Linked DNA regions of Homo sapiens: region 2 is linked to region 1. Evidence: read pairs that join two places in POLR2A ChIA-PET (ENCODE). Cell type or tissue: HepG2. All regions are shown on one strand. Links, peaks and the distances in the headings refer to the core of each region. The heading gives the core; the rest is flanking DNA.

Region 1 (15,898 bases), core at 7,674-11,673:
TTGTTGGAATAACATATAACTAAGTGCTATGTTTAAGAAATAAGTGTTAGTTGAAAGTGTCATTAAGTGTTCATTCCAATGGCCAAACCTGCACTATACATGTAGCATTATTCATGTATACTCACTCTAGCCTCACTAGGGGTCCTGGAGCCACAGTGCAGCTCACCACTGCTGGGACCAGTTAGGCAGCCTCTGCTGAGTGGTTTGCCTTAGAATAACACTGTCCAGTAGAACATTCTGGGATGATGGAAGTGCCCTATAGCAGCTCATCCAGCATAGCAGTCACTAGTCACATGTGCTATTGAGCACTTGAAATGTAGCTAATGCAACTGAAGAAATGAATATTTGATTTGACTTCACTTTAATTGATTTAAATTTCAGTAGCCTCCTGTGGCTAGTGGTTCTCACATTGGAGGTACCATCTTCCATGACATGACTGATCCTTGCCGTGAGCCAGGGAACAAGTCAGCTCAGAAATCTTGTTGCTTCAGAAAGACTTCTTTGCAAGTTACCAGCCTTTGAGTACCTCCTGAGGAGGATTTTCAATGAAAAGAAAAACAGTCTTTTCCATTTTCCTTGAGTGATCCCGGCAACCTCTCTCCACACACATTCTGCTTGCGGACCACAGTCTGGGTAAATATGGCGTAAATATGAAACAGGACAGGGTGGTTGCAGGAGAATAGAAAATTCTAGGCAACAATTTCACATTACTAGCAAGAGGAAACTGTTGAAATAGCTGCCGAAGGTAGGGACAGCTAAGCCCCTGAGTAACCAGGGTGTGGACCATACTGGCTAAGACCGACTAACATGGCACTGGGTTTGACCTCAGTTTCTCTTAGGACCTCATTATGTGCTCATTAGCATACTAAATGCACACCCACCACCAGCACCAGCACGGCTCCGGGAACACCCATATTTGATGTAAAAATGGGTGGCCCCAGACTGGGCACGATGGCTCAGGTCTATAATTGCAGCACTTTGGGAGGCAGAGGTGGGCAGTTCATTTGAGGTTAGGAGTTCAAGACCAGCTTGGCCAACATGGTGAAACCCTACCTCTACTAAAATTTTTAAAAAATAGCCAGGCGTGGTGGCAGGTGCCTGTAATCCCAGCTACTGGGGAGGCTGAGAAGGAAAATTGCTTGAACCCAGGAGGCAGAGGTTGCAGTGAGCTGTGATCACGCCATTACACTCGAGCCTGGGCGACAGAGTGAGACTCTGCCTCATAAAAAAAAAAAAAGGTGGCCCCACAGTTCCACGAAATCTCCACCTTTTTCCAGAAATCTTCATGAAAAACCCATCCCTTGGTTAAAGAACCCCATAAAAATAGAAACCTTAAACCTCACTGTGAGACTTTCTTGAGTCCACCGCCCTCCCTTTCCTGAGTGTGTCCTTTTCACTTTGTGACAAATCTCTGTACTTTCACTGTTTTCTGACTCATCCTTGAATTCCTTCACACCATGATGTCAAGAGCCTGGACACCACCGGCATTTGGGGACCTCCCCCAGCCCACCAGTATCAGATATACTTGGCCTTATTATCTGTGCAATGAGGGGAAAAGCCTTCCACACCTGGGAGGGAAATACATGTTGGGGCCAGGTATTTCTTTTTTTTTTTTTTTCGAGACGGAGTTTCACTCTTGTTGCCCAGGCTGGAGTGCAGTGGTGCCATCTCGGCTCACTGCAATCTCCGCCTCCCGGATTCAAGCGATTCTCCTACCTCAGCCTCCTAAGTAGCTGGGATTACAGGCATGTGCCACCATGCCTGGCTAATTTTGTGTTTTTAGTAGAGACAGGGTTCCACCATGTTGGTCAGGCTGGTCTCGAACTCCTGACCTCAGGTGATCCGCCCACCTCAGCCTCCCAAAGTGCTGGGATTACAGGCATGAGCCACCGCACCTGGCAAGGATTCCATTTTCAAGGTGCATTGCTTCTTTCAATGAGGACTTCTGTAACTTACACAGGTAACAGAAGATTGCCTGGGGACAATTTCACAGATGAGAGCAGCTGGCTTAGAAATCACAACAAATCTCTATGGCCAAAAATCTGCAAGCAAATCACAGAAAGCAAGTCCCCCATCAGCCTCACAATGGACTTTGGGGACTTGGGGTGAAAGGGTGGGAAGCAGGTGGGAAGGGAGGGATAAAAGACCACAAATTGGGTTCAGTGTATACTGCTCTGGTGATGGGTGCACCAAAATCTCACAAATCACCACTAAAGAACTTACTTATGTAACAAAATACCACCTGTTCCCTAAAAACCTATGGAAATAAAAAAAATTTTTTTTAATCACTCACACAAAAAAGAAAATGTGGTCAGAAAAAGAAAATAAAACAAAATGATTCACAAAGTTGAAAAAAGAGAAAACCCCTACAGGATTTGAATTATAATTCTATATGCTATTTTAAATTATGATCATTAAAAGGATAAAATAGGCTGGGCACAGGGTGGCTCATGCCTGTAATCCCAGCGCTTTGGGAGGCCTAGGCGGGTGGATCACGTGAGCTCAGGAGTTCTAGACCAGCCTGGCCAACATGGCGAAACCCAGTCTCTACTGAAAAAAAAAACTTAGCCAGGCATGGTGGTGCATGCATGTAGTCCCAGCTACTTGGGAGGCTGAGGCAGAAGAATCGCTCGAATCCAAGAGGCAGAGGTTGTAATGAGCCGAGATTGTGCCACTGCACTCTAGCCTGGGTGACAGAGCAAGCCTCCCTCTCAAAAAAAAAAAAAAATGCATAAAACAATTTTCAGGCCTCCAAGGAAAATGTTGGTCCTTCCCCTCATCTTCCTGCCACCACTCCCACCACCATGGCCTCCAGATTCCCTAAGGCACCCCCAGTTTTCAAAGGAGGTGCTAGAAAACTAGCTACACCCCAGAAGTTAGGATGAGAATGACAGAAATGATAGCTGAAAGTGTGTGTTGGGCAAAGCGGGGTAGGGTTCCCCTTAAAGCTCTGCTGGCTGCATTTAAAAACAGATACAGGCCAGGCATGGTGGCTCTTGCCTATAATCCCAGAACTTTGAGAGGCCAAGACAGAAGAGTCTCTTGAGGCCAGGAGTTCCAGACTAGCCTGGGCAAGAAAGCAAGACCTCTGACTCTACATAATAAAAATTTTAAAATGAGTCATGCATTGTGGCATGCACCTGTAGTCCCAGCTAGCCGGGAGGTTGAGACAGGAAGATCACTGGAGCCCAATAAGTTGAGGCTGCAGTTAGCTGTGATCATGCCACTGCCCTCCAGCCTGAGTGCTGGTGGGACCTTGACCCCAGTCTCATAAATAAGTAAGTAAATAAATAAATAAATAAAAACGGATACACAGCACACTTTCATTCGTTCCGGAATCATAAAACTGAGTTTGAGGGGTTTGTCCTTCTCTTTTTCCTCTTCTATGAGAACAGCTGTTCATACCAATTATTCTTAGCTGACTCTTACAGAAGCTCTGAGTGTCCACTAAAAATGTACTTTGTCAGTCAATAGTTGAATCTAGTGCTCTATTTAGGAAGGGTTGTGTACAAAAAAAGTGTAACCCAGGTCTCTGGCCTCAAAAGGGGTGACTATTTTTCTTCTGTGACAAGGAACAAAGTTTAGAGAGCAATACAAGAATGAACATAAGCCCTTATTAACCCTTTTCCCATTTAGAAAAAAAAAGTGCAGCTCACTGCCAGCACTCATTTAATTTCACATAAACACAATATTTGAGGCTGAAGCAAATCTGACTGACTTCAATGTAAAAATAAAATATAAAAACTGTTCTCAGGCCAGTGCAGTGGCTCATGCCTGTAATCCCAGCACTTTGGGAGGCCGAGGAGGATGGATCACTTGAGGTCAGGAGCTCGGGACCAGCCTTGCCAACATGGCGAAACCCCATCTCTACTAAAAAAAAAAATTAAAAAAAAATTAAAAAAAAAAATAGCCGGTCCTCTTGGTGCACATCTGTAATCCCAGCTACTTGGGAGGCTGAGGCAGGAGAATAGCTTGAATCCAGGAAGCAGAGGCTGCAGTGAGCCGAGATCACGTCACTGCACTCCAGCCTGGGGTACAGAGTCAGACTCTGTCTCAAAAGAAAAAAAAAAAAAGAACTGTTCTCAGAGTTATTTCTAAATAGAACTAACATCAGAATTGTCTGAATCATCAGAATTATCTATTTCAGAAAAATCAGATTCATCAAAAGAATCCGGCCAACAACCATTCCAGAATGATGTTAACATCATGCATAGGAATGCTATGTTTTCTAGGATTGGACATTTTCAGTGATTGAGAATTACTATATTTTGTAAATGGAAATACTGTTTCTAAAAACAGAATGTTAAAAATAGAATGATGTCTTTTGTTTCCAAATTCAATATATTAGAGTGATGCAAAAATAATAATAAAAGCGAGATACTTGTGGCAAAGTTATCTTGGGGGTAAATGCTGCACAAGTGCTGCCTGTGAGTATTCTCGGGGCAAGCGGGAAAAGGGTTAAGTATGGGTTACAAACTGGTGTGGTTAGAGTTGGAAAAGGCAAAGATCTCAATGGGCTACAGTTAGGAGGCAGCTTCACAGAGGCGATAAGCAGGACCATTCCCAAGGGATGACAACCTGGAGACATGGTGCAGTCACAGAGGCTCCTCCAGCCCCAAGGCAGTCCCAGAAGTAGGAGGTGCTCTGCCAGTGAGGCTGTGGACTTTAGGGGCTCATGGACACACAGCCACCCAACCTGGGCTCCCACATCCAACCACAGGGCCCCAAGCAAAACCACGGGAGCCCCTTCCTGTCTCCTTCTGCACACACACATGCTTGCAAAGTCATCCATTCCTGGCCACGGTTCTTGTTATACCCCAGATCCAGTGTCAGGGATTCCATGAGCACAGATCAGGATAATGGTGGCTCCACCAAAGGGACAGGGATGAATTCCCAGCTCACTCTCTATCACAACGGTGACCTTCAGTGTGGGACTCAGCTGTCCTGAGCCCTCCACACTGTGAAATGGGGATGATGATACTTCACTTGCAGGATTATTATGAAGACTAAATCAGATATTAAATAATAGCTCCTTAGTGGGCCGGGCGCGGTGGCTCACGCCTGTAATCCCAGCACTGTGGGAGGCCGAGACGGGCGGATCACGAGGTCAGGAGATCGAGACCATCCTGGCTAACACGGTGAAACCCCGTCTCTACTAATACAAAAAATTAGCCAGGCATAGTGGCGAGTGCCTGTAGTCCCAGCTGCTCGGGAGGCTGAGGCGGGAGAATGGCGTGAACCCGGGAGGCAGAGCTTGCAGTGAGCCAAGATCCCGCCACTGCACTCCAGCCTGGGGGACAGAGCGAGACTCAGTCTCAAAAAACAAAAAACAAAAACAAAAAAAAGAAAACAGAACTTAAATTGCCAAAAATATGTGAAAAATACAATGGAATATTTTGCAGTACATAGTTAAAAAGTTAACATAGAATTACCACATGATCCAGCAATTCCACTTCTGAGTATATACCCTAAAGAATTAAAAGCAGGGACTCAGTTATTTGCACACCAATGCTTATAGCAGCATTACTCGCGCTAGCCAAAAGACAGAAATAACCCAAATGGGCTGGGCGCGGTGGCTCACGCCCGTAATCCCAGCACTTTGGGAGGCCGAGGCAGGCGGATCACCAGAGGTCGGGAGTTCGAGATCACCCTGACCAACATGGAGAAACCCGTCTCTACTAAAAATACAAAAAAATTAGCCAGGCGTGGTGGCACATGCCTGTAATTCCAGCTACTGGGGAGGCTGAGGCAGGAGAATCGCTTGAACCCACGAGGCAGAGGTTGCGGTGAGCCGAGATCGTGCCATTGCAGTCCAACCTGGGCAACAAGAGCACAAAACTCTGTCTCAAAAAAAAAAAAGAAATAACCCAAATGTTCATCAACAGATGAATGGATAAACAAAATATGGTGTATATATATTATGTATGCATATATGTATGTTGTGTATATATTATGCATACATATATGTATGTTGTGTATATATTATGCATACATATATGTATGATGTGTATACATTATACATCATATATAATTATAATATATATATATTATTCAGCCTTAAAAAGGAATGAAATTTGGACATATGCTACAATAGGAATGAACCTTGAAGACATTATGCTAAACTAAGCTAGACACAAAAAAACAAATACTGTAGGTTTCCAGTTATATGAGGTACCTAGAGTAGTCAAATTCACAGAGATGTAATAGAAAGTGAGTGGTGATTGCCAGGGGTGGGGAGGGGAAATGGGGATTCCACGTTTAATGAGTACAGAGTTCAGTATGGGATGACGAAAACGTTCTGGAAGTGCTGATGACGACGGTTGCACAGCAGTGTGAATGTACTTAGCCACTGAACTATCACCTAACAATGGTTAAACGGTCAATTTACTGTTATGCTTTGTTTTATCCTACCACATTAAAAAGAAATATTTTCAAACTTGGATTCCAAAAGAACTGTCATTTTTCCTACCTTTAATTACACTTGAGGAATATTCTTTCTTCCTTCTCATCATTGAACTTCTTCCTTGTGCCTTTTCTATGAAAAATACAAGGGAGCTGGGGCTCAGTGGCTCATGCCTGTAATCTCAGCACTTTGGGAGGCTGAGGCGGGTGGGTCACCTGAGGTCAAGAGTTCGAAACCAGCCTGGCCAAAATGGTGAAACACTGTCTCTACTAAAAATACAAAAAATTAGCCAGGGGTGTGGTACATGCCTGTAATCCCAGCTACTTGGGAGGCTGAGGCAGGAGAATTGCTTGAACCTGGAAGGTGGAGGTTGCAGTGAGACGAGATTGCGCCATTGAACTCCAGCCTGGGCAACAAGAGTGAAGCTCCGTCTCAAAAAAAAAAAAAAAAACAACCAAGTGAGGCCGGGCGTGGTGACTCACACCTGTAATCCCAACACTTTGGGAGGCTGAGGCAGGTGGATCATCTGAGGTCGGGGGGCTCGAGACCAGCCTGGCCAACATGGTGAAGCCCTGTCTCTACTAAAAATACAAAAATTAGCCTAGCGTTTTGGTGCCTGCCTGTAACCCCAGTTACTCAGGAGGCTGAGGCAGGAGAATCACTTGAACCCAGGAGGTGGAGGTTGCAATGAGCCGAGATGGTGCCATTGCACTCCATCCTGGGCAACAGAGCGAGACTTTGTCTCAAAAAAAAAAGAGAGAGGAGAGAAAATGGAAGTGGGGAAAGAAGAAAAGAAAGAAAAGACCACTGCTCAAAGATGGGGCAGAAGGACACCTGAAACAGGAAGCAGAGATGCCTTGGCATTTAAATGAAAAAACCTAAAGATCGCTGATCCCATGTGATGGGCAGGCAGAACTTTGCATCCTCTGGGACAAAATGGGAAGAGTTTTCCAGTTGTGGGCATCTCTCATTTCTGAATAAGAGAAAAATGGGCTAGAGAGAAGAGGGGGTGGATATGAAGGGAGGCAAACTGACAACGCAGGACAGGACAGGACATCGCTTGAGTGGCGTTCAGGCCAAATAAAGAAATAAAAATAAAAACTTGCCTAATGCTTTTTTGGTTTTCCTGCTGCTTTACAAACACCAACTAATGAATTCACCTGTCTGGGACAGCCCCTCTAGAGGGAGGTAAATAGTTACAGGCTCTTAGACCCTATCTGCTAAGTAAACGAGCCACACAATGGACTAGAAGTTCCACGGCTTGTGTGGTGAGAGGTTGCAGAAAATTAGTTAATTGCATCATGTCTGCAGCTGATAAAGCAGGTCTAGTGGGTGGCATATTTTACAGTGACACAGTTTCAGGTGGAAGCTGAAAATTCAAATCGCTGCTTCTCTAAGAGATTTGAGGCTCCAGGATCTAATCCTGTTAAAACTTAGGCTCCAAATGAAGAGAAACCTGAGGAACTGGGGTTGGTGGGGGGCGGGGTGGGGGAGCAGAGCTTCCTGTTAAAGGCAGGAGCTAATGCAACCATTATCCTGGATGTTTAATTCAAAAGGCAACACAGATGCATGCACAAGAATCTGTTTTGTCTCACTCTATATCCAGAGGTCCTCCAGCAATGACCCTTCCCCCATTATATGTACACTCCTCCCTTCCAATGTGCTTAATCATTTCTTTTAACTTTTTATTATAGAAAATTTCAAAAACACATGTGAACTCCCCACCCCATGTACCTGTCACCAGCCTCAACAACTATCAACTCATGGTGAATCTTGTTTCATCTAAACCAGTGTTTCTCAAGCTTGAGTGTGTATCAGAATCAGCTGGGGGGAGCTTGTTGAAACACAGATCGCTGGACCCCATCTCAGATTTTTTTTTTTTTTTTTTTTTGAGATAAGAGTCTTGCTCCGTCACCCAGGCTGGAGTGCAATGGCATGATCTTGGCTCACTGCAACCTCTACCTCCCAGGTTCAAGCGATTATCCTGCCTCAGCCTCCCCAGTAGCTGGGATTTACAGGCACGTGCCACCACGCCCGGTAATATTTTTTTTTTTTTTTTTTTTTTTGAGACAGGGTCTCTCTCTGTCACCAGGCTGGAGTGTAGTGGCACAATCTCGGCTCACTGCAACCTCTGCCTCCTGGGTTCAAGTGATTCTCCTGCCTCAGCCTCCCTAGTAGCTGGGACTACAGGCATGCACCACCACGCCCAGCTAATTTTGTACTTTTAGTAGAGACGGGGTTTCGCCATGTTGGTCAGGCTGGTCTAGAACTCCTGACCTCAGATGATCTGCCCGCCTCGGCTTCCCAGAGTATCGGGATTACAGGTGTGAGCCACTGTGCTTAGCCCCTTCTCAGGATTTCTGATCCACTAGGTCTGAGGTGGGACCTGAGAACTTGCATTTCAGACAAGTTCCCAGGTGATGCTGATGCTGCCCTTTGGCAACCACTTTGAGAACCACTGATCTGTATGCCTAGTCACTTTTCCTTTCTGGTATTATTTTTCTCAAAGCCAATCCCAGACATTACATCATTTCTTCTTAAATATTCAGTGCTGTAAAACATAATATACTTACTCAGTTGGATACATTAATATGAACAAAAAAAGATAATACACTGAAAAATAATAATTCATTCATACCAATAATCATCTAATGAGTGCTCACATTTGCAAATGCTTCATCAATTACATAATTTTTTTACACTTTATTTTAATCAGAAGAAAGTACGACTACTGTGATGGAATGGTATGCCTTTAAGTCTCTTAATCTTTAACCATTATTTAACCATTAGCCCTCCTTCAAGTCTACTATTTCCTAGAAATTGATTTTTGAAGATATTCTTTTTTTTTTTTTTTTTTTTTTTTTGAGACGAAGTCTCACTGTTGTCGCCCAGGCTAGAGTGCAATGGTGCGATCTCGGCTCATTGCAACCTCCGCCTCCCGGGTTCAAGCGATTCTCCTGCCTCAGCCTCCGAGTACCTGGGATTACAGGTGCTGCCGCCACCCCCAGGTAATTTTTGTATTTTTAGTAGAGATGGAGTTTCACTATGTTGGCCATGCTGGTCTGTAACTCCTGACCTCAGGCGATCTGCCCGCCTCAGCCTCCCAAAGTGCTGGGATTACAGGCATGATCCCCCACGCCCGGCCCGAAGTTATTCTTTATTATTTTTGAAGAGATACAATAGCACAGCAATAAGTGTTCTGGAGTCCAGCTGTCTGCTTGGCTCCACCATGAGCCCTGTGACCTTGTCAAGTTAGTTGACCTCTCTAAGCACTAGGGTACTGGTCAATGTTTAACAACCAGCACTCTGCCCATCAGTAGGAGCTTGGAAAGAAATGCAAGCCCTGATCTGTACATTTGTCAATTCTTTTTTTTTTTTTTTTTTTTGAGACGGAGTCTCGCTGTGTCGCCCAGGCTGGAGTGCAGTGGCGCGATCTCGGCTCACTGCAAGCTCCGCCTCCCAGGTTCACGCCATTCTCCTGCCTCAGCCTCCCCAGTAGCTGGGACTACAGGCGCCCGCCACCATGCCCGGCTGATTTTTTGTATTTTTAGTAGAGACGGGGTTTCACCGTGTTAGCCAGGATGGTCTTGATCTCCTGACCTCGTGATCCACCCGCCTCGGCCTCCCAAAGTGCTGGGATTACAGGCGTGAGCCACCGCGCCCGGCCCCGTCAATTCTTGTGGTGTAAATACCCACACGGTTACCGGAAAGGGCCCCAATGCAGACCCCGAGAGGGTTCTTAGATCTTGCACAAGAATTTGAGGCAAATTCATAAGAGTGAAAGCCAGTTTATTAAGAAAGTAAAGGACTATAGAATGACTAGGCAGAGCAGCCCCAAGGGCTGCTGGTTGCCCATTTTTATGGTTATTTCTTGATCATATGCTAAACAAGGGGTAGATTATTCATGAGGTTTCCAGGAAAGGGGTGGGCAATTCCTGGAACTGAGGGTTCCTCCCCTTTTTAGACCATATAGGGTAACTTCCTGACATTGCCACGGCATTTGTGAACTGTCATGGGGTTGGTGGGAGTGTCTTTTAGCATGCTAATATATTATAATTAGCGTATAATGAGCAGTGTGGACGACAAGAGGTCACTCTCCTGGCCATCTTGGTTTTGCTGGGTTTTTGCCGGCTTCTTTACTGCAACCTGTTTTATCAGCAAGGTCTTTATGGCCTGTATCTTGTGCTGACCTCCTATCTCACACTGTGACTTAGAATGTCTTCACCTCCTGGGAATGCAGCCCAGTAGGTCTCAGCCTTATTTTACCCAGTCCCTGTCCAAGATGGAGTCGCTCTGGTTCAAACGCTTCTGACACCACCATGACCAGTTTCAAGTTACCAGCATGATGTCGCTAAATGGAGAGTTGGGAAAAGCAGTAGACTAGCACACTATATTCCACAGAACTTCTACCATACAGATACAACAGACGTAACCTCCAAAGCACAGATACAAACACAGTCAAATAATTAGTAAGTGATGAGTTCTGTGTATTTATTACCTTTGTTCTAAACATAATTTACTTAATTATAAGTTTATGTAATAAACTTTTTATTTATTTTTTTTTTTAGGCACTCTCACTCTGTTGCCCAGGCTGGAGTGCAATGGCGCTATCTCAGCTCACTGCAACCTCCGCCTCCTGGGTTCAAGAGATTCTCCTTCCTCAGCCTCCCGAGTAGCTGGGATTACAGGCATGTGCCACCACATCCGGCTAATTTTTGTATTTCTAGTGGAGACGCGGTTTCACTATGTTGGTCAGGCTAGTCTCGAACTCCCGACCTCAAGTGATCCACCCACCTCGGCCTCCCAAAGTGCTGGGATTACAGGTGTGAGCCACCGCGCCCAGCCTATTTATTTATTTTTTGAAACGAGGTCTCATTGTGTTCCCCGGGCTGATTTCAAACTTCTGGGCTCAATCAGTCCTCCCACCTCAGGCTTACCAATGGCTATGTTTAACCATTCGCTTACTAAATTCTTTTTTTTTTTTTTTTTTTTGAGACGGAGTCTCGCTGTGTCATCAAGGCTGGAGTGCAGTGGCACGATCTTGGCTCACTGCAAGCTCCGCCTCCCGGGTTCACGCCATTCTCCTGCCTCAGCCTCCCGAGTAGCTGAGGCTGGGACTACAGGCTCCCGCCACCATGCCCAGCTAATTTTTTGTATTTTTAGTAGAGACAGGGTGTCACCGTGTTAGCCAGGATGGTCTCGATCTCCCGACCTCGTGATCTGCCCGCCTCGGCCCCCCAAAGTGCTGGGATTACAGGCTTCAGCCACCATGCCCGGCCACTAAATTCTTGAAGTTTAACAACCAGCTCTGGCTTCCTCACACTGCTGTCTCTAAGTCTGTTCTTTCTCACCTGTGAATTGGAAAGCACAGCAAGCAATCATGCTTAGAGGCGAGGATTAAAGAAGAGTGTGCCCTTGAGTGCACAGGAAAGAGTTCGTGACTGTTCTTGGTCAAGAGGACCTCAAACAGAAAGTTACTTGCTCCCCCTGGCTGGGCCAGGAGAGCAGCCATGTGGGGCTTGTAGCAACTCACTGCACACAGGGCAGCCGTTTTCAGAATTCCAAGGGGAGAAAGCAGCCAGAAAAGGGTGTGAGCTCACCCTGTAGGCCCAGGAATTGACCCTTGGGCCTGGCTTGAGAAACAAGAGCTAAGCAGTCAGGCAGCCGGCTCCACCCCTCCACTTTACACAGAGGCCACTTACACTGTTTGCTAAAATCAAGACCCTTCTTTTGAGGTAGATCAGGTTACAGGTAAGGTGATTATTGTTTCTAATGGTCTGCAAACAGCTTCTCAACTGTTAACCCCTCCAGCATCTGGGGACACTTGGACAAGCCCTGCCTGGGCAGAGCTACTCAAGCCCCCTGAGCTCAGAGGACTGAAATATGTCCCAAGAACGGGGCCGGAGTTAGTGGGGTCCCAGGCCAGCCAACAGGTTGAGGCTGAGCGCTCGGCACCCATCTTCCCCAAATAGCCTGTGACTCCCTCCTGGCAGTCTCATTCCTGGGAGTTTAAGCCAGGGACTGGAGAACTCATTTGGCTTTGGAGACAAGCCAAATCTTGTCTGCAGAGCAAGTAAATAAAAGAGGCAGGATCAAGTGGCACTACATCCTTTGTGCCTGTCAGACTCTGAATTCTAGGCCCCCACTGCCCATCAGTGGGAGCTTGGGCAAGTTACTAATGTTCTCTGTGCCTCAGTTTCCTCATAATGTATAATGAGGATAAAATGGTATCCACCCTGAGGAGTTATGGGCCAAATTATAGGCAAATGCATGGAGAGCACTTAGCAAAATACCTGGCACATAACAAGTACACAATAAATAGTAACTGCTATTACTATTATTTTAGTAATATTTTAATGCGTGTAGATATTCTTTTTTTGTTGTTTCCTCGAGAGAGAGTCTTGCTCTGTCGCCCAGCCTGGAGTGCAATGGCACGATCTCAGCTCACTGCAACCTCCACCTCCTGGGTTCAAGTGATTCTCCTGCCTCAGCCTCCCAAGTAGCTGGGATTACAGGCATGTGCCACCATGCCGGGCTAATTTTTTGTATTTTTAGTAGAGACAGGGTTTCAGCATGTAGGCAAGGCTGGTCTCGAACTCCTGACCTCAGATGATCCACTCGCCTTGGCCTCCCAAAGTGCTGGGATTACAGGCGTGAGCCACCACACCCGGCCGCATGTAGATATTCTTATAGTTAATAAAATGCAAATCCATTTAGAAGCATTGCATTTAATTAATATGCTTTTCTTTTCTGTATTTTCCCATTCAGTAGATATAAAAAGTGTCATAAAGGGCCATCTTTGGGGTGTTTAGACTTTTAAAAACAGTCCTCATTCTTGGGAAACCACTGATCTAGCCTATGAGAGATCAGCACTGTCTCCATGTACCTCAAGAGGGCTCAGGCCCATGAAAGATGACAGGATTTTGCACAGTTGAAATGGGAAAAAAAGGCCAGGCACGGTGGCTCATGCTTGTAATCCCAGCACTTTGGGAGGTTGAGGTGGGTGGATCACCCGAGGTCAGGAGTTTGAGACCAGCCTGGCCAACATGGTGAAACCCCATCTCTACTAAAAATACAAAAATTAGCTGGGCACGATGGCAGGCGCCTGTAGTCCCAGCTGCTCGGGAGGCTGAGGCAAGAGAATTGCTTGAACTCAGGAAGCGGAGGTTGCAGTGAGCCACGATTGTGCCACTGCACTCCAGCCTAGGCAACAGAGCAAGACTCTGTCTCAAAAAAAAGAAAAAGAAATGGAAAAATAGGCAATGGGGATTAGACAGTGTCACCTTAGATGTCAAGAAGGAAGAGGGAGGCCAGGCATGGTGGCTCATGCCTGTAATCCCAGCACTTCGGGAGGGCGAGGCAGATGGATCACCTCAGGTCAGGAGTTCAAGACCACCCTGACCAACATGGAGAAACCCCATCTGTACTAAAAATACAAAATTAGCCGGGCACGGTGGCACATGCCTGTAGACCCAGCTACTTGGGAGGCTGAGGCAGGAGAATCACTTGAACCTGGGAGGTGGATATTGCAGTGAGCCTAGATCGAGCCAGTGCACTCCAGCCTGGGTGACAGAGCAAGACTCCGTCTAAAAAAAAAAAAGAAAGAAAGAAAGAAGAGGGGGCTGAGGAGATGGGAGCCTGGGATGAGGTGGGATGGAAGGGTGTGGCTCTTCAAAAGAAAAACAATTCAGAAAAAAACAGTATCTTCAAAATGTTCTTTTACCCATTAGTGGCATCCACAAAATCTTTCTGAGGGCTCTAACATGGAAAAATAGTTAATATTAAAACAGAAGAACAGGAAATTGTTGAGATTCAGAAACGGCTGTTTTCAATTTTGTAGCTTCTTCCTCTCCCATTGCCAGTTACAGTGTGAGGTACAGGGTGAGCCCATTACACAGAATTACATTCATATATGCCCAGAAAAGGTCTCTGGAAGGTTATTGCATGAAAGAATGAATAGCAGTTAACTCAGAGATGTGAAATTTGAATATGGGGAAATAAGAATAATTTTTGCTGGCCGGGTGCGGTGGCTCACGCCTGTAATCCCAGCACTTTGGGAGGCCAAGGTGGGCGGATCACTTGAGGTCTGGAGTTAGAAACCAGCATGACCAACACGGAGAAACCCCATTTCTACTAAAAATAGAAAATTAGCCGGGCGTGGTGGCGCATGCCTGTAATCCCAGCTACTCCAGAGGCTGAGGCAGGAGAATTGCTGGAACTCAGGAGGCGGAGTTTGTGGTGAGCTGAGATTGTGCCATTGCACTCCAGCCTGGGCAACAAGAGTGAAACTCCGTCCCCGCCCCCCAAAAAGGAATAATTTTTGCTTACTTCTTTACTTCTATATAGTTTTGCAACAGTCATGTACTACCTTTTCCCCCATCTTTCAAATGTAGTTAGAACTTATGATATCCAAGTGCACAGATCTTGTGTACAATTTGGTCAGTTCTAACAAATGCTTACATCTGTGTAACCTACACACCTATCAAGATATGGAACATTTTTCGCTGGGCACAGTGGCTCACACCTGTAATCCCAGTGCTTTGAGAGGCTGAGGCAGACAGATCACCTGAGGTTAGGAGTTCAAAACCAGCCTGGCCAACATGGTGAAACCCCGTCTCTACTAAAAATACAAAAAATTAGCTGTTCATGGTGGTGGGAGCCTGTAATCCCAGCTACTCAGGAGGCTGAGGCAGGAGAATTGCTTGAACCCAGGAGGCAGAGGTTGCAGTAAGCCGAGATCCTGTCACTGCACTCCAGCTTGGGCGACAGAGAGAGACTCTGTCTCAAAAAAACAAAACAAAACAAAACCCAAAAAGCAGGATATGGAACATTTTTAAGATGAACCCAAAAAACTTTCCTCATGCCCCTTTCCAAGTAATCGTCTTCTCCTTCTGTCCTCTGTGCATCTTCCTATCCTTCCAGCCCCTGCAAGCAAACATGGACCTGATTTCTAGTTTTGCATGATCTAGAACATCGTGTAAGCAGAGTCATATGGCATGTACTCTTGTCTCTAGCTTCTTTCACTCAACATAATTTCTTAAGCTTCATTCATGCGGTCATATGGATCGGTAGTTTGTTCCTTTTTTTTTTTTTTTTTTTGAGACAGAGTCTTGTTTTGTCGCCCAGGCTGGAGTGCAGTGGCGCGATCTCGGCTCACTGGAAACTCCGCCTCCCAGGTTCAAGCGATCCTCCTGCCTCAGCCTCCCGAGTAGCTGGGATTATAGGTGTGGGCCACCACGTCCAGCTAATTTTTGTATTTTTAGTAGAGATGGCGTTTCACCATGTTGGTCAGGCTGGTCTCGAACCCCTGACCTCATGATCTGCCTGCCTCAGCCTCCCAAAGTGCTGGGATTACAGGCACGAGCCACTGCGCCCGGCTAGTTTGTTCTTTTTTATTGATGAGTAATAACCTGTTGCATGGATCTACCACAATTTGCGTATTCATCTGTCAGTTGACACCTGGACTGTTTTCAGTTTTTGATTATTACAAATAAA
Region 2 (15,898 bases), core at 5,424-9,423, 1.8 Mb after region 1:
TGCAGAAAAATTTTAAAAGTACTAACATGCTATGAAACAAATTAGATCGGAGAGTACTTTCCCAGATTGTATTTTAAAGGCATCTTCTCAGCTGTGGCCATTCCTCATTATTGGAAGCAACTTACTCATCCTTTCTGAAAAGTGTTTCCTCTGGAGCAAACTTGTAACCCAGTCACTGGTTGGTGTCACGAAAATGTTTGGAGTAGTTTCAGTACCATTAAGAATGTTTGGGGCCGGGCGCGGTGGCTCACGCCTGTAATCCCAGCACTTCGGGAGGCCGAGGTGGGCGGATCAGGAGGTCAGGAGATCGAGACCATCCTGGCTAACATGGTGAAACCCCGTCTATATTAAAAATACAAAAACAATTAGCTGGGCGTGGTGGTGGGTGCCTGTAGTCCCAGCTACTCAGGAGGCTGAGGCAGGAGAATGGCATGAACCAGGGAGGCGGAGCTCGCAGTGAGCTGAGATTGCGCCACTGCACTCCAGCCTGGGCAACAGAGCGAGACTCCATCTCAAAAAAAAAAAAAAAAAGAATGTTGTGGAATAATGACCTTGGAGCCTAAGTTCATCAGTTATTCAAGGACTAATTATCTGTTCTGTTTATTACCCTAGCTTCTCTGCTCTCCTAACTACTCCACTGACTGCTTGTCTTACAGACATTTTATGCTGTATAAGCACATGTGAGTAGGGGAAATAAGGAACTTCAGTCAGTACTGATGCTTCAAAAGTTGTAATTGAATAATTTAGGGGTAGGAGGCTTTTTATTTAAAAGATCTTTTTTTTTCTTTTTTTTTTTTTTTACATCCCCACCCCCTGGGAGGCTTTTTAAGGAACTAGTGGGATTTAGTTATTCTAGTAGTCCTAACGTTGCCTCGGTATTAATAAACAGTGCACAATATTCTTAAACGTTTATCTCTATTTGAAGTGTGGAATATCAGAGCTGGAAGGTTAATTTAGACTAACTCCCGTAATGCAAGAACCATCCTTCACGTGTGAAGTTTTCTAATTTTTTTTTTTTTTTTAGATGGAGTCTCACTCTGACACCCAGGCCAGAGTGCAGTGGTGTGATCTCGGCTCACTGCAACCTCCACCACCCGGGTTCAAGCGATTCTCCTGCCTCAGCCTCCTGAGTAGCTGGGACTACAGGCTACTAGTCCCAGTGCCACCACACCCGGCTAATTTTTGTATTTTTAGTAGAGACAGGGTTTCACCATATTAGCCAGGCTGGTCTCGAACTCCAGACCTTGTGATCCGCCTGCCTTGGACTCCCAAAGTGCTGGAATTACAGGCATGAGCCACTGCACCTGGCTAAGTCTTCTATCTTTACTCCCTCTCAAGTAGCCCATCCCATTACTGGATATCTCTATTAAGAACATATTATACTTAGATGAAATCTAGAAATTCCAGCCATTGGTGTGTATTCTGCATTTGGGGGTCACATATCGAGTATTACTTTTCTTCCCCACAATAAAGATCTGGGTTCTGCCATAGACTTGTTTAACAAATGTTTTAACTTCTCCGGCCTTCCATTTCTTTCTCTGTGAAAGAAAGAAGTTGAATAATAGTATTTAAAGTATCTTGTAGGTTTTTTTTTTTTTTTTTTTTTTGAGATGGAGTTTCACTGTTGTCGCCCAGGCTGGAGTGCAATGATGTGATCTTGGCTCACTGCAACCTCCACCTCCTGGGTTCAAGCGATTCTACTGCCTCAGCCTCCTGAGTAGCTGGGATTACAGGTGTGTGCCACCACACTTGGCTAATTTTTGTATTTTTAGTAGAGATGGGGTTTCACCATGTTGGCCAGGCTGGTCTCGAACTCCTGACCTCAGGTGATCCACCTGCATTGGCCTCCCAAAGTGCTGGCATTACAGGCGTGAGCCACCGTGCCCGGCCCAGTATCTTCTAGTTCTAAAAGTCTAGGGTCCTTAGATTTTAGTATAGTCAAGTCAGTGTTTCCATTTATTGATTTCAGGTTATTCCTTAAAAATTGAATTATAGGCTGAACACAGTGGCTCATGGCTGTAATTTCAGCACTTTGGGAGGCTGAGGCAGGAGGATTGCTTGAGCCTGAGTTTGAGGCCAGCCAGGGCAACATGGCGAAACCTCATCTCTACAAAAAGTACAAAAATTAGTAGGTGTGGTGACATGCACCCTGTAGTCCCAGCTATTCAGGAGGCTGAGGTGGGAGGATTGCTTGAGCTTGGGAGGCAGAGGTTGCAGTTACCTGAGACAGTACCACTGCACTCCAGCCTGGGCAACAGAGCAAGAACCTGTCTCAAAAAAAAAAAAAAAAAAAAAAGAATTATAAAGGGTCTGAGATATGGTCTGAGAGATGATTTTATGGTCACTAAATTCAAGTATACCCTTAATGCTGTCTGGCAAAGTGAAAGTGTCCCTTCACTCTTCTCCCTCTCCTAGACGATACATTCATACTTTTTCCTCTTTTCTCAGACCTCAACTCATACCTTGTCCTCACCTTTAGCAGATATCGTTGTTTCCTATTTCACTCAGAAAATTTAAGAAATCAAAGAAAAGTTCTACATTCTCCCACTACACACTGGAAGAGACATCTGTTCCTGTTCACTCCGCCTTCTTGTTTCCATGGATGATGGGTCTGTGCTCCTAGCAAGGGCCTGCCCTTCCACTCGGACATGGATCCCACACCCTTTCATTCATCAAAGACACCTTGCTATGGCCTGAATGGCGATGTCCTCCCCAAATTCCTATGTTGAACTCCTAACCCCCAGGGTGGTGATATCAGGAGGTTGGGCTTTGGGAGATGATTAGGTCATGAGGGTGGAGCCCTCCTGATAGGATAGGTGCCCTTATGGAAGAGGTGCAAGGGAGCTCCTGTACTCCTTCCACCAGGTAAGGCTAGGGCAAGAAGGTCCCAACTATGAACCAGAAAGTGGGCCCTTCCCAGGCTGGATTTTCCAGCTTCCTGATCTTGGACTTTTAGCCTCCAGAGTTGTGAGAAATAAACTTCTTTTGTTTATAAGCCCCCAGTTATGGAATTTGTTATAATAGTCCAAATGGACTGAGACATGCTGCTCTAGTAATTCTCCCTTCTCTCCTCTATTGTAAGTGTTTCCCTATCTAAAGGATCATTTCCATTTACATACAAACATGCTATTATTATGTTTCACATTTTAAAACTAAAACCAATAACACAGTGTGTATATATATACACACACACATATACATATGTGTGTATATATATCAACTTGAAACATATATATACATATTGATAGAAAGGTGTTGGCAGATTTGGACAGGAAGGGATCTAGGACAGGTACCCAGGACAACTGTCTTCAAGTATTTAAAGAATAGGGATTACATGTATTTCATGAAGTTCTGGAAAATAGTACATGGATTAGTGGCTGAACATTAAATGAAGGTAAATTTCAACTTCATAGCAATAACTTTGTAATATTTCTTAAAAATTGGAGAGGATGTCTTATTCGGGTAGTGAATTCTTTCTGGAAATTTTCAAGGAAAGTCTGGCTGTCCTTGTTTCAGAGGAATTCCTGCTTTGATAGGTGTATTAGTCCGTTTTCATGCTGCTGATAAAGACATACCCAAGACTAGGAAGAAAAAGAGGTTTAATGGACTCACAGTTCTATGTGGCTGGGGAGGCCTCACAATCATGGCAGAAGGCAAGGAGGGGCAAGTCACATCTTACATGGATGGCAGCAGGCAAAAAAAGAAAGAGCTTGTGTAAGGAAACTCCCCCTTATAAAACCATCAGATCTCATCAGACTTATTCACTATCATGAGAACAGCATGGGAAAGACCTGCCCTCATGATTTGATTGCCTCCCACTGGGTTCCTCCCACAACACATGGGAATTCAAGATGAGATTTGGGTGGGGACACAGCCAAACCATATCATCGGGGTGAAGTCCTATAGATCTATGACTTCCATAAACAAATCCTGTGGGCAAGTCAGAAGTGATCCTCTCATGCTGGCTTTACCTGAGTAAAGACTGTGGTTTCAAGCCTGCTCCTATCTCTAAGCTAAGGCAGGGACATTAAACTCCAGAATTCATCTTCTTGTGTATAACCTGGGAACCAAGAGTAAAGAAGCAAGAAGGCAAATAGAGGTTAAGAGCTTAGAACTCTTTCCTTTTTTCTCTTTATATTTACTTACTTTCCTTTTTCCTTCTTATTTTCTCCTTTATTTTCTTCCTTTTGTGTCCGGAATTGGTGGGTTCTTGGTCTCACTGACTTCAAGAACGAAGCCGCAGACCCTCGCGGTGAGTGTTACAGTTCTTAAAGGTGGCGTGTCCGGAGTTTGTTTGCTCCTTCTGATGTTCGGATGTGTTCGGAGTTTCTTCCTTTTAGTGGGTTCATGGTCTCGCTGGCTCAGGAGTGAAGCTGCAGACCTTCGCAGTGAGTGTTACAGTTCTTAAGGCTACCTGCCTGGAGTTGTTCGTTCCTCCTGGTGGGTTTGTGGTCTCGCTGGCTTCAGGTGTGAAGCTGCAGACTGTCACGGTGAGTGTTACAGTTCATAAAGGCAGCGTGGACCCAGAGTGAGCAGTAGCAACATTTATCACAAAGAGCGAAAGAACAAAGCTTCCACAGCGTGTAACTGGACCGAGTGGGTTGCCACTGCTAGCTCGGGCAGCCTGCTTTTATTCTCTTATCTGGCCCCACCCACATCCTGCTAATTGGTCCATTTTACAGAGAGCTGATTGGTCCATTTTGACAGGGTGCTGATTGGTGCGTTTACAATCCCTGAGTGAGACACAAAAGTTCTCCATGTCCCCACTAGGTTAGCTAGATACAGAGTGTCGATTGGTGTATTTACAAACCCTGAGCTAGACACAGAGTGCTGATTGGTGCATTTACAAACCTTTAGCTAGACATAAAGATTCTCCAAGTCCCCACCAGACTAACTAGATAGAGTGCCGATTGGTGCATTCACAATCCCTTAGCTAGACATAAATGTTCTCCAAGTCCCCGCCAGACTCAGGAGCCCAGCTGGCTTCACCCAGTGGATCCCGCACAGGGGCCGCAGGTGAAGCTGCCTGCCAGTCCCGCACCATGCGCCAGCACTCCTCAGCCCTTGGGCCGTGGATGGGACTGGGCGCCGTGGAGCAGGGAGCAGTGCTCGTCAGGGAGGCTCGGGCTGCACAGGAGCCCACAGCAGGTCGGGGGAGGCTCAGGCATGGTGGGCTGCAGGTCCCCAGCCCTGCCCTGCAGGGAGGCAGCTAAGGCCCAGCCAGAAATCGAGCACAGCAGCTGCTGGCCCAGGTGCTAAGCCCCTCACTGCCCAGGGCTTGCGGGCCTGCCGGCTCCCAGTGTGGGGCTTGCCGAGCCCATGCCCACTGGGAACTCACGCTGGCCTGCAAGCGCTGCGCGCAGCCCCGGTTCCCGCCCGCGCCTCTCCCTCCACACCTCCCCGCGAGCTGAGGGAGCCGGCTCCGGCCTTGGCCAGCCCAGAAAGGTGCTCCCACAGTGCAGCGGTGGACTGAAGGGCTCCTCAAGCGCGGCCAGAGTGAGCGCCAAGGCCGAGGAGGCGCCGAGAGCGTGCGAGGGCTGCCAGCATGCTGTCACCTCTCTCTTTCCCTCTTTGACTTCTTTTTTTTTTTTTTTTTCCCCGAGTCGGAGTTTCACCCTTGTTGCCCAGGCTGGAGTGCAATGGCACAATCTCAGCTCACTGCAACCTCCACCTCCCGGGTTCCAGCGATTCTCCTGCCTCAGCCTCCTGAGTAGCTGGGATTACAGGCACGCGCCACCACGCCCTGATAATTTTGTATTTTTAGTAGACACGGGGTTTCTCCATGTTGGTCAGGCTGGTCTCAAACTCCGGACCTCAGGTGATCCGCCCGCCTCGGCCTCCCGAAGTTCTGTGATTACAGGCGTGAGCCACCACGCCCCATGACTTCATTTTTGATACTAAATTCAGGCCACAGGATTGGTGAGCTTGGCTGTGGCCTGAGGGTCCGGAACCTGGATCTCAGCAGCACCCAGTCAAGGAAGGGCGGTGAGGAAGCAGGCATGGGAAGTAGTTGAGGAGCTCTAGGGCTTCTCCCTTGGGATGCCTCCCACCCACCAGTCTTGGCCACCTTACTTCGCAACGTGCTTGCTAGATTCTCTGTTGGAGGGCTCCGAACTGCAAAAGCCCTCCTTCCCCTCCTGGAACCATGGCCCTTCTTGTTTTTGATAAGCAGACCTCAAAAGACATGATGTTTCTCTTCTCCGTTTCTGAGACTCCGTTTCTGAGTCTCTATGACCTCTTAGAAGACTCTCAATAGGAGCCAATAGAGTAGAATAATTCCCCGTAGTGTTGGCTGCTTCGCGGCATGGCTGCTTAGGGAGTCCAGAACCACTGAGGAGCCCCAGGGGCCATGCTGTCTTGTACATAGCCACTGCCCTTATGGGACTACTGAGCCCTTGAAGCCTGGTTAGCTGGAATAAGAGGTTCCTTAAGGGTAAATACCTGCCAGCTTTCGAATACTTCGTATGAAAAAAAGAATGTAAAACACCTCATAAATAAAATTTTCTATTGGTTTCATATTGCAATGATAACATTTTAAGTTATTAAGTTAAATAATATATTATTAAAATGAATTTTACCTGTTTCTTAACTTTTTAGTGCAGCTACCAGAATAGTTAAAATTATGTACAGGGGCTTGCATTTTTGCCTTGCTTTATGTTTCTGTTGAACAGTGATGCCTTAATATCTTGCTACTTTAAAGTGTGGTCCCTGTACCACCAGCAGCGGCAGCAGCAATAGCAGCAGCATTTCCTGACAGCTTGTTAGAGATGCAGCGTGTCAGTGCCCACCCCAGACCTAAAGGATCAAAATCTGCATTTTAACCAGATGCCCAGGGTTTCAGGTGCAATGCAAGTATGAGAAGTGCCTCTCCCTCTGCCACCATAGAGGCCTTCCTGTAGGTTTAGCATATCCATCTGCTACCAGGAATGCATTCTAGAATGGCTACTGCACTGTGGCATGCTAAGCAGCACGTACAAGGCTGTCAATATATTGCTGCTGAAACTGTTATTGTTTTCCTGTCTCCCAGTATGGACTGTTTGGGTCAAGTTGAACTTCCAGAGAGAGACTGGTGTTTGATAACATTGAACACATTGGGTTGGGAGATGGGGTTGGGGAGAAACAGGGTGTGTCACAGGAGAGGAGGAAGTACAGAGAACAAGACAAAGTCCTTGTTTGTGCACTCCAGTTAATGTTTAACTTTACCTTGGAGAAAGAAGTGGTTGAGAGGGTGGACTTTAGTTTCTGGTTCTTTTTCTGAAAAAATATGTGGACTTAGTTTGATTATCCTCCTGTCTTGAAGAATTGCAGCTGTTGGGAATACATTGGGCCATTTTATACCCAAGTCTCGTGAACTAGGGGACTGAGCCAAGTAGGGAAAGGTCTGGGCTTTTCCTTTGTGGTCTGGTTTTCTGCTCTGCTCTGGATGAATAAACAAGTCATTTAGCCACATGAAACCTCAGTGAGATATCCCACCTCTGAATTAGGAATTTGTGTTTTGAAAACGGGAATGAATAAATGACTCAAGTAGAATGTTTAATAGCACTATTGAGCTATAGTTTACATGCCATAAAATTCACTCATTTTAAGTGCACAATTTATAACAGAATTTTTATTATAAACAAGTAGAAAAGTAATGACACTTTTCTCAGTCCTCTTGGATCAGATTGAATCATATGAAATTGTGGATGTTTAACTGTTTTTGACCTACAATGTGATTCAATCATAACTGAAATGCCCTTTTTCAAAATTCTTTCAGAGCAAGAAAATATTTTCCCAGAGAATTTTCCAGCTAATGAGATGTCCTCCCACATTCCGTATCTCTCTTTGAAGTAAACTGTAATAGATGTGTTGCTGTGTATATTTTATTCCTTTATACCTTCATTTTGAAACAAACTTTAAATAACCTCTAAACTGGACAAAATTACTTTTCCTTTGCAGAAACCACATCTTTATGTCTTCTTTATAAACTTTTCTTTTCTTTTCTTTTCTTTTTGAGACGGAGTCTCGCTCTGTCACCCAGGCTGGAGTGCAGTGGCGCGATCTCGGCTCACTGCAGGCTCCGCCCCCTGGGTTCACACCATTCTCCTGCCTCAGCCTCCCGAGTAGCTGGGACTACAGGCGCCTGAGACCACGCCCGGCTAATTTTTTGTGTTTTTAGTAGAGACGGGGTTTCACCGTGTTAGCCAGGATGGTCTCGATCTCCTGATCTCCTGATCTGCCCGCCTCGGCCTCCCAAAGTGCTGGGATTACAGGCGTGAGCCACCGCGCCCGGCTATAAACTTTTCTTTAACCAAAATCACATTCAATTTTTTTTTTTTGAAATGTGATCTCGCTCCTTCGCCCAGGCTGGTCTGGAACTCCTGGGCTCAAGGTGCTCCTCCCAACTCAGCCTCCTGAGTAGCTAGGACTACAGGTGTGTGCTACCATCCCAGCTACTTAAAAAAAAAAAAAAAAAAAAAAATATATATATATATATATATATATATATATATTACAGTCAAGGTTTCCCTGTGTTACCCAGTCCGGTCTCAAACTCCTGGGCTCAAGCAATTCTCCCACCTCAGTCTCCCAAAGTGCTTGGATTATAGGTGTGAGCCACTGTGCCTGGCCTTCTTACACATTCTGTATGCAGGAATTGTGCGTTTTATATCTAGTAGTTTTAATTTCATATATTAATTACAATTTTAACTCTTAGTAACCTTAATTTTCAATGAAAAACATAGAAATAAGCAATTTTGGTGGGGCACAGTGGCTCACACCTGTAATTCCAGCACTTCCGGGAGGCCGAGGTGGGAGGATTGCTTGAGCTTTGGAGTTTGAGACCAGCTTGGGCAATATAGTGAGACCTTGTCTCTACAAAATATTTAAAAATTAGCCAAGCGTGGTGGCATGCACCAGCAGTCCCAGCTACTCAGGGAGCAGAGGCAGGAGGATTGCTTGAGCCTGGGAGGTGGAGGTTGTGGTGAGCCAAGATTGTTCCACTGCACTCCAGCCTAGGTGGCAGAGCGAGACCCTGTCTCAAAAAAAAAAAAAAAAAAAAAAGCTGTTTTATTTTATTTTTGAGACGGAGTCTCACTCTGTTGCCCAGGCTGGAGTGTAGTGGCATGATCTCGGCTCACTGCAACCTCCCTCTCCTGAATTCAAGTGATTCTCCTGCCTCAGTCTCCCAAGCAGCTAGACCTACAGGCATGTGCCACCACACCCAGCTGATTTTTTTGTATTTTTAGTAGAGACGGGGTTTCACCATGTTAGCCAGGCTGGCCTCAAACTCCTGGCCTCAGGTGATCCGCCCACCTCAGCCTCCCAAACTGCTGGGATTACAGGTGTGAGTCACTGTGCCCAGCCTATCTTGTTTTATTTTATTTTGAGATAGGGTCTCACTCTGCTGCCCAGCCTGGGGAGCAGTGATGTGATCGTGGCTCACTGCAGCCTTGACTGCCTGGGCTAAAGGCAGAGTAGCTGGGACCACAGGTGCATGACACAACATTTGACTAATTTTTTTAAAGTTATTATTTGTAGGGCCAGGCGCAGTGGCTCACGCCTGTAATCTCAGAACTTTGGGAGGCTGAGGTGGGCAGATCACTTGAGGCCAGGAGTTTGAGACCAGCCTGGCCAACATGGTGAAACCCCGTCTCTACTAAAAATACACAAATTAGCTGGGCATGGTGGTGGGTGCTTCTAGTCCAGGCTGCTAGGGAGGCTGAGGCAGGAGACTTACTTGAACTGCTGGCAGGCAGAGGTTGTAGTGAGCCGAGATTGCGCCATTGTACTCCAGCCTGGGCAACAGAGCGAGATTCCATTCCAAAAAAAAAAAAAAAATTATTTGTAGAGACAGGGTTTCACTATGTTGCTCAGGCTGGTCTTGAACTCCTGGGCTCAAGCAATCCTCCTACCTTGGCCTCCCAAATTGCTAGGATTTACAGGCATGAGCCACCATACCTGGCTGAAATAAGCAATTTTATTTTATTTTTTCTTTTAATTTTAAAATATATATATATTTTTAAACACAGAGATGGGGTCTTGCTGTGTTGACCAGGCTCCTCTGAAACTCCTGGCCTCAAGTGAGCCACCCACCTCGGCCTCACAAAGTGCTGGGATTACAGGCATAAGCAATTTTCATTGTTATGTACCAGGTGCAGAGCCCAGGACAAGGAGAGAGCTGTAAAGACCGTATCTGGAGGATCTGATCCTTCATAGCATGGCTAGGAGGCAAGCTGGGCCAGAGAGAATGGAGCCATATTGGGCTTGGTTCTTCCCTGCAGCTGGTGGCCCAGGTACTGTGGACATACATATGTCTCCAGGCCTCACCATGGCCAACTGTCTAGACTACAGAATCCAAAGCTTAAAACCAAAGTCATAAACCCCACAGCAGGATGTTTGCAAGGCTTTGGTGGAACACAGCCAGCCTGCAGTGTTAGCTCAAAGACAAGTTAAGCAAGTATCAAAAGTATCACAGAAGCAAGTTTTTTGACCTTAAAACACCTAGCAGAGACAGCATAAATTTGTTTAATCAGTAGACTCAGGCAAAAATGTCTACATTAAATTTTGAAGACATTTTTATTTTACTCAAAAATTTAAAGCTAGCTTTACTTACCAAAAATTACATGTGAACTTGAAAAGCATTTTGGCTAGTTATTTATGAGTACTCATTTATTTATACGTCAGTTTGGTATCCTGTAGACAACATACAAATACATGTATAGACACATACATACATGTAGATACAACACACAACACACATGTACACATGTATGTATCCAAAAGTCATAGAGATTAGGGAGTTTAATACAAAAGAGAGCAGAGCTTTAGACCTGAAAGGAACCCATTCACAACTCTTGGGGTTCCATGAGGAATACAGGGGACCTCAAAAGAGGGGGGTCAGTGGTGCCTTAACTGTGTTCTTCAAGGGGTCTCGCAGTTGATAGAAATTTCTTTTAGATCCCTTTATGTGATAACTAGAACTCTGATGTTTTTTCTCTGTAATTTTTCATCCACTGACCACCAAATAGAGGAGAAGGGGCTTGAGATAAACCATATCAGACAACTGGAGGGAATATCAAAGGGGGCAAAAGGCGGGGCAGAAGCTGAAGGAAGAATGAGTCCCAGAGGAGCCAGTCTGGAGAGGTCTGCAGCTCCCCAAAAAGACCAACACAATTTTACTTTTTTTTTTTTTTAAGCAAAAATTTTGGCTGAGTGCAGTGGCTCATGCCTGCAATCCCAACACTTTGTGAGGGCAAGGCAGGAGGATTGCTTGAAGTTTGAGACCCTGTCTCTGTTAAAAAATAGAAAAAATTAAAAAAATAGCTGAATATGGTGGCATGGCATGTGCCTGTAATCCCAGCTACCCAGGAGGCTGGGGCAGGAGGGGCGCTTGAGCCTGGGAATTCGAGGTTACAGGGAGCTATGATGGTGCCATTATACTGTAGCCTGGACAACTTTGTCTCTAAAAAAATGACTAAAATAAAATAAAATGTTGCCAACTAAATAGCGTTTTATTTCAAAAGCTATTTAAACCAACACAAAACTAATTTACGTACACATTTTTTCCTGTTAATCCAAATTTAGAAATGGAAGAAGACCAAGAAAGACTCTTCCTCATTCAACTGGGCACCACAGAGACCCAGGAGAACTGACTTGGTAAAAATTTCTTAGCTTTCTTCACTGGCTTTTCATCAATTGACCCAAGATCCCATCCTGAAGTTCTGGAGCCAACAGAGCAATTTGTTGTCCTGCTCACAATACCGAACTGAAAGGAAAGCTTAAATTTTTCCCCAGAAGGTTTGATAAGCTGAGTCAAAAACCAAACTGATAACAGACAAATTAACAGGGAAAAAAAGCATACAAACTTATTAATGTGCAAATGGGCACAGGAGTCATACAAAATATGAAAACTCTCAAAGAAAGGATCTGCTGATTGATGCTTTATATCATCTTGAGGTTACAGAAAGTATAGGGGCTTGGAGTATGGTAAGACCAGTTATGAGAAAGAGAGAAGAGGACGGGCCTGGCTAGCAAACACGGTCTTGTTATGCAGATGACACCTCACAGGTAGTGGTGCTCAGAAAGAGTAAGTTTTTGTTAGACCCCCATCAGACTCTCAGTCTCTCCTGTGAGCCAGTCTCCTCGATCCCGACAAGGTCTGGGTGAGGCAGAGAAAGGGTGGCTGTTTATTTCATCAATGCAGATTTTCTTTATGAATACAAATCCCGCCCATACAAGGCAGATTTTGAGCAATTTTGTTTCCAGCCTTTGAATAGCCATCTTGAAATACCTCAAAGAAGTATATTTTGAGGTGAAATATTTTTGGTTTCCTTTATTGCACAAATCTAGATTTGATCATTCTGGTTTTCTTTCTTTCTTGTTAAGCGACAGGGTCTCACTCTATTGCCCAGGCTAGGGTGCACAATTATAGCTCACTGCAGCCTCAAATTCCTGGGCTCAAGCAATCTTACGCCAGCTTCCCAAGTAGCTAGGACTATAGGCACACGCCAGCATGCCTGGCTACTTTATTTTTTAGTAGAGATGGTGTCTTGCTATGTTGCTCAGGCTGCTCTTAAACTACTGGCCTAAAGTGATCCTCCCGCCTCAACCTTCCAAAGAGCTGGGATTACAGGCATGAGCCACTGCACCTGGCCTCATTCTATTTGTTCAAATAATTATTTTATACTATAATTCATTTTGCACTTGGAAAATGATTTTTTAATCCAATAAATGGAGAAAAGAACTTTTATCTGAGGAATGTGAGTCCTTTTAAATTATCAGGTTGAGAGAGATATTACAATGAGACAGCAGTCACATCTCACTTCCCCTCTTTTGAGCTATGTACTCATCTCTTGAAACTGCTTGCTATTGCCACAGTAACTACAAATTAACCTAATAATGCTGCACCAGACATTATAGCTCATACCCTATAGTTTAACAATGTATAGCCAGCTGGGCACGGCGGCTCATGCCTGTAATCCCAGCACTTTGGGAGGCCAACGCTGGTGGATCACCTGAGGTTAGGAGTTCGAGACCAGCCTGGCCAACATAGAAAAACCCTGTCTCTATTAAAAGTACAAAAATTAGCTGGGCTTAGTGGCAGGCACCTGTAATCCCAGCTACTTGAGAGGCTCAGGCAGGAGAATCTCTTGAACCCGGGAGGAGGAGGTTGCAGTGAGCCAAGATCGTGCCACTGCACTCCAGCCTGGGCAACAGAGCGAGGCTCTGTTTCAAAAAAAAAAAAAATTAGCCAGGTGTGTTGGTGCACGCTTGTAATCCCAGCTACTCTGGAGGTTGAGACATGAGAATTGCTTGAACCTAGGCAGCAGAGGTTGCAGTGAGCTGTGATCGTGCTGCTGTTCTCCAGCCTGGGTGACAGAGCAAGACTCTGTTAAAAGAAAAAAAAAAATCTGCTTGTAACAAAGGCCACCCAGAGCTCATACTGAAGGTTACTAGGTCTCAGTTTTCCGAGCAGCTGTCCTCACTTTGGCTCTAGTACACTCTTTAAATTATTTTTTGTGCTTCAGCCTCTTCCTTTTAGGTTGACATAAACAAATATATTCAATTTTTCCTGATAAATATATTTTTCAATATTCAGAAAAAAGAATTAAGAGACCTGAAGGAGAACTAAACATGGATATTTTGCTGTGTATAACATTTCTGATTTTCATAAGGAAAATAAATATGCATATGTCAACTAAAGAAAGAGTCAAGATTTTAAGAATTAAGATTAGTTGGCTGGGAGCGGTGGCTCACACCTGTAATCCCAGCATTTTAGGAGGCCAAGGCAGGTGGATCATGAGGTCAGGAGTTCGAGACCAGCCTGGCCAATATGGTGAAACCCTGTCTCTACTGCAAATGCAAAATTTAGCTGGGCGTGGTGGCGCACATCTGTAGTCCCAGCTGCTCGGGAGGCTGACGCAGGAGAATCGCTTGAACCCGGGAGGCAGAGGCTGCAGTGAGCTGAGATCATGCAACTCCATCTCAAAAAAAAAAAAAAAGAAGGTTTATTTAAAGTTTTACTGAAGACTATAGATCACGGCCTATATTCTGGGAACAATTCTGAGGACTGCTCCAACACAGAATTTCAGTTCACTGTATATATACAGGTGGTGAAAATTCAGAACATGCAAAATCACATGTAAGTTTGGGTACAAGAGCACATCTGGTTATAGTTTCCAGAAGCATAACACTAATCCCGCCAGACATGATCTTCTCTGTAGCAAAAGGACTAGGGTCATTTATCTTTCAAGGAATATAGCGATTCAGGCAAGAGACATGGGGTGCCCAGTGCACTATTCTTTTTTTTTTTTTGGAGATAGATTTCGCTCTTGTCACCCAGGCTGGAGTGTAGTGGCATGATTTCGGCTCACTGCAACCTCTGCCTCCTAGTTTCAAGCGATTCTCCTGCCTCAGCCTCCTGAGTAGCTGGGATTACAGGCACCCACCACCACACCCAATTAATTTTTTTTTTTTTGTATTTTTAGTAGAGATGGGGTTTTGCCATGTTGGTCAGGGTGGTCTTGAACTGCTGACCTCAAGTGATCTACCTGCCTCGGCCTCCCAAAGTGCTGGCATTACAGGCATGAGCCACTATGCCCGGCTTGCTGTTTTGTCTTCAAAGCATCTTTGGAGAGAGCTACATGTCATCACAGAGTCAGGGGCTTTGTGAAACTATGCTGGCAAGCAGACATGAACAGACATGGCTTCTTACATTGGCTACTTTGTCTCATACATGTGATAAAAACCAGAAATGTAAATGGCGAAATGAATAACGAAGTAGCAGACCCACACTCGGGCATGCCCAGCAAGCTCCTCAAACTGAAAATGCAATGTGACTATTAACACTGTTTCATCTCCTACTCTGAATTTCTTCATAACACAATCGAGAAACACATGTTTGATGGATGCAAATGATCATTTCATTTTTATTTGTGAGTGCATTCTCTTCTTTGCTAGAAAACATTTCCTGTTCTGCCCCTCTGTTGTTTCTCAACAGGACTTTTAGTCTCTTTCATAAGCCACTAGGCAAAAAGAAAAGAGGGAAGCGAGGTCAGTAAGACTGAGGCTTCTCTGACTCAGTGTGGGTCAAGTGTCTGGACTGCAGATGCTGGGAGTCCTGTGAGGTTCCACATCCCTGGCCTTGCACGTGCTGGTCCTTTTTCCTTCAGGATCCATTGCTCACCATGCCATCTTTGCTGCTCACTTTTGCTAAGTATGTTTGGGCAGGTTCACAGCCCAATGCCCAGCACCTGTGTCAGGTACTAAACAGGTGCATCACGGAGGTGTTTGGAAGATGAACTGAATGAACTTTTCGACTCAAGCACACAGTGTATAGGAAAAAAGAAAAAACAGCTGGGACTGGTGGCTCAACGTCTGTAATCCCAGCACTTTGGGAGATCAAGGTGGTAGGATCACTTCAGCTCAGGAGTTCGAGACCAGCCTGAGCAACATAGCAAGACTCTGTCTCTACAAAAAATTTTGAAAATTAGCCGGACACGGTTGTGTGTGCCTGTAGTCCCAGCAGCTACTTGGAAGGCTGAGGCGGGAGAATTGCTTGAGCACAGGAGGTTGAGGCTGCAGTGAGCCATGATTGCGCCACTGCACTTCAGCTTGGATGACAGAGCAACTCAAAAAAAAAAAAAAAAAAAAGGAAAGAAAAGAAAGAAAGAAAGAAAGAAGAAAGAAAGAGAGAAAGAAACGCTTTATAAACAGATACCAGTTTAAAAAAAGTTTCAAGAAAGTGAGACAAAAGAACACCCCCTTGAAATCTTAGAGGCGAACTAGGCATCTGTGTGCCTGCCCTCAGCTGGGAAAGCTCTGGAATAGTGGTCTTGGGGCTGCCAGGGCATGGGTTTTTCATCTGGGTCAAATATGCTCCATTCCTTCTTACCCTCCAGCCTCTCCCCTCCAGAGA

The links. Peaks named below come from ENCODE experiments on the same cell type or tissue, not always from the same donor. Only the 100,000 strongest peaks of a DNase experiment are listed, where the experiment ranks them.
Region 2: POLR2A ChIA-PET joins it to region 1 with 6 read pairs; 1 of 35 experiments calls an interaction of 5 or more read pairs at or near these places.

Annotation. Positions count from the first base shown.
Region 1 is chr2:207,793,243-207,809,140 of GRCh38, reverse strand. No RefSeq gene overlaps it. Among named protein-coding and RNA genes, the nearest start is that of FZD5, 31 kb to the right of the region's middle. RefSeq lists enhancers at 6,445-6,944, 6,945-7,446, 11,423-12,407, 12,408-13,393. In HepG2, for the core only: no CTCF peak of the experiment used is centred there; a DNase peak (open chromatin) is centred at 9,680; H3K4me3 peaks cover 1,505 bases.
Region 2 is chr2:205,966,720-205,982,617 of GRCh38, reverse strand. No RefSeq gene overlaps it. Among named protein-coding and RNA genes, the nearest start is that of INO80D-AS1, 110 kb to the left of the region's middle. RefSeq lists a silencer at 7,787-7,987. In HepG2, for the core only: no CTCF peak of the experiment used is centred there; a DNase peak (open chromatin) is centred at 7,117.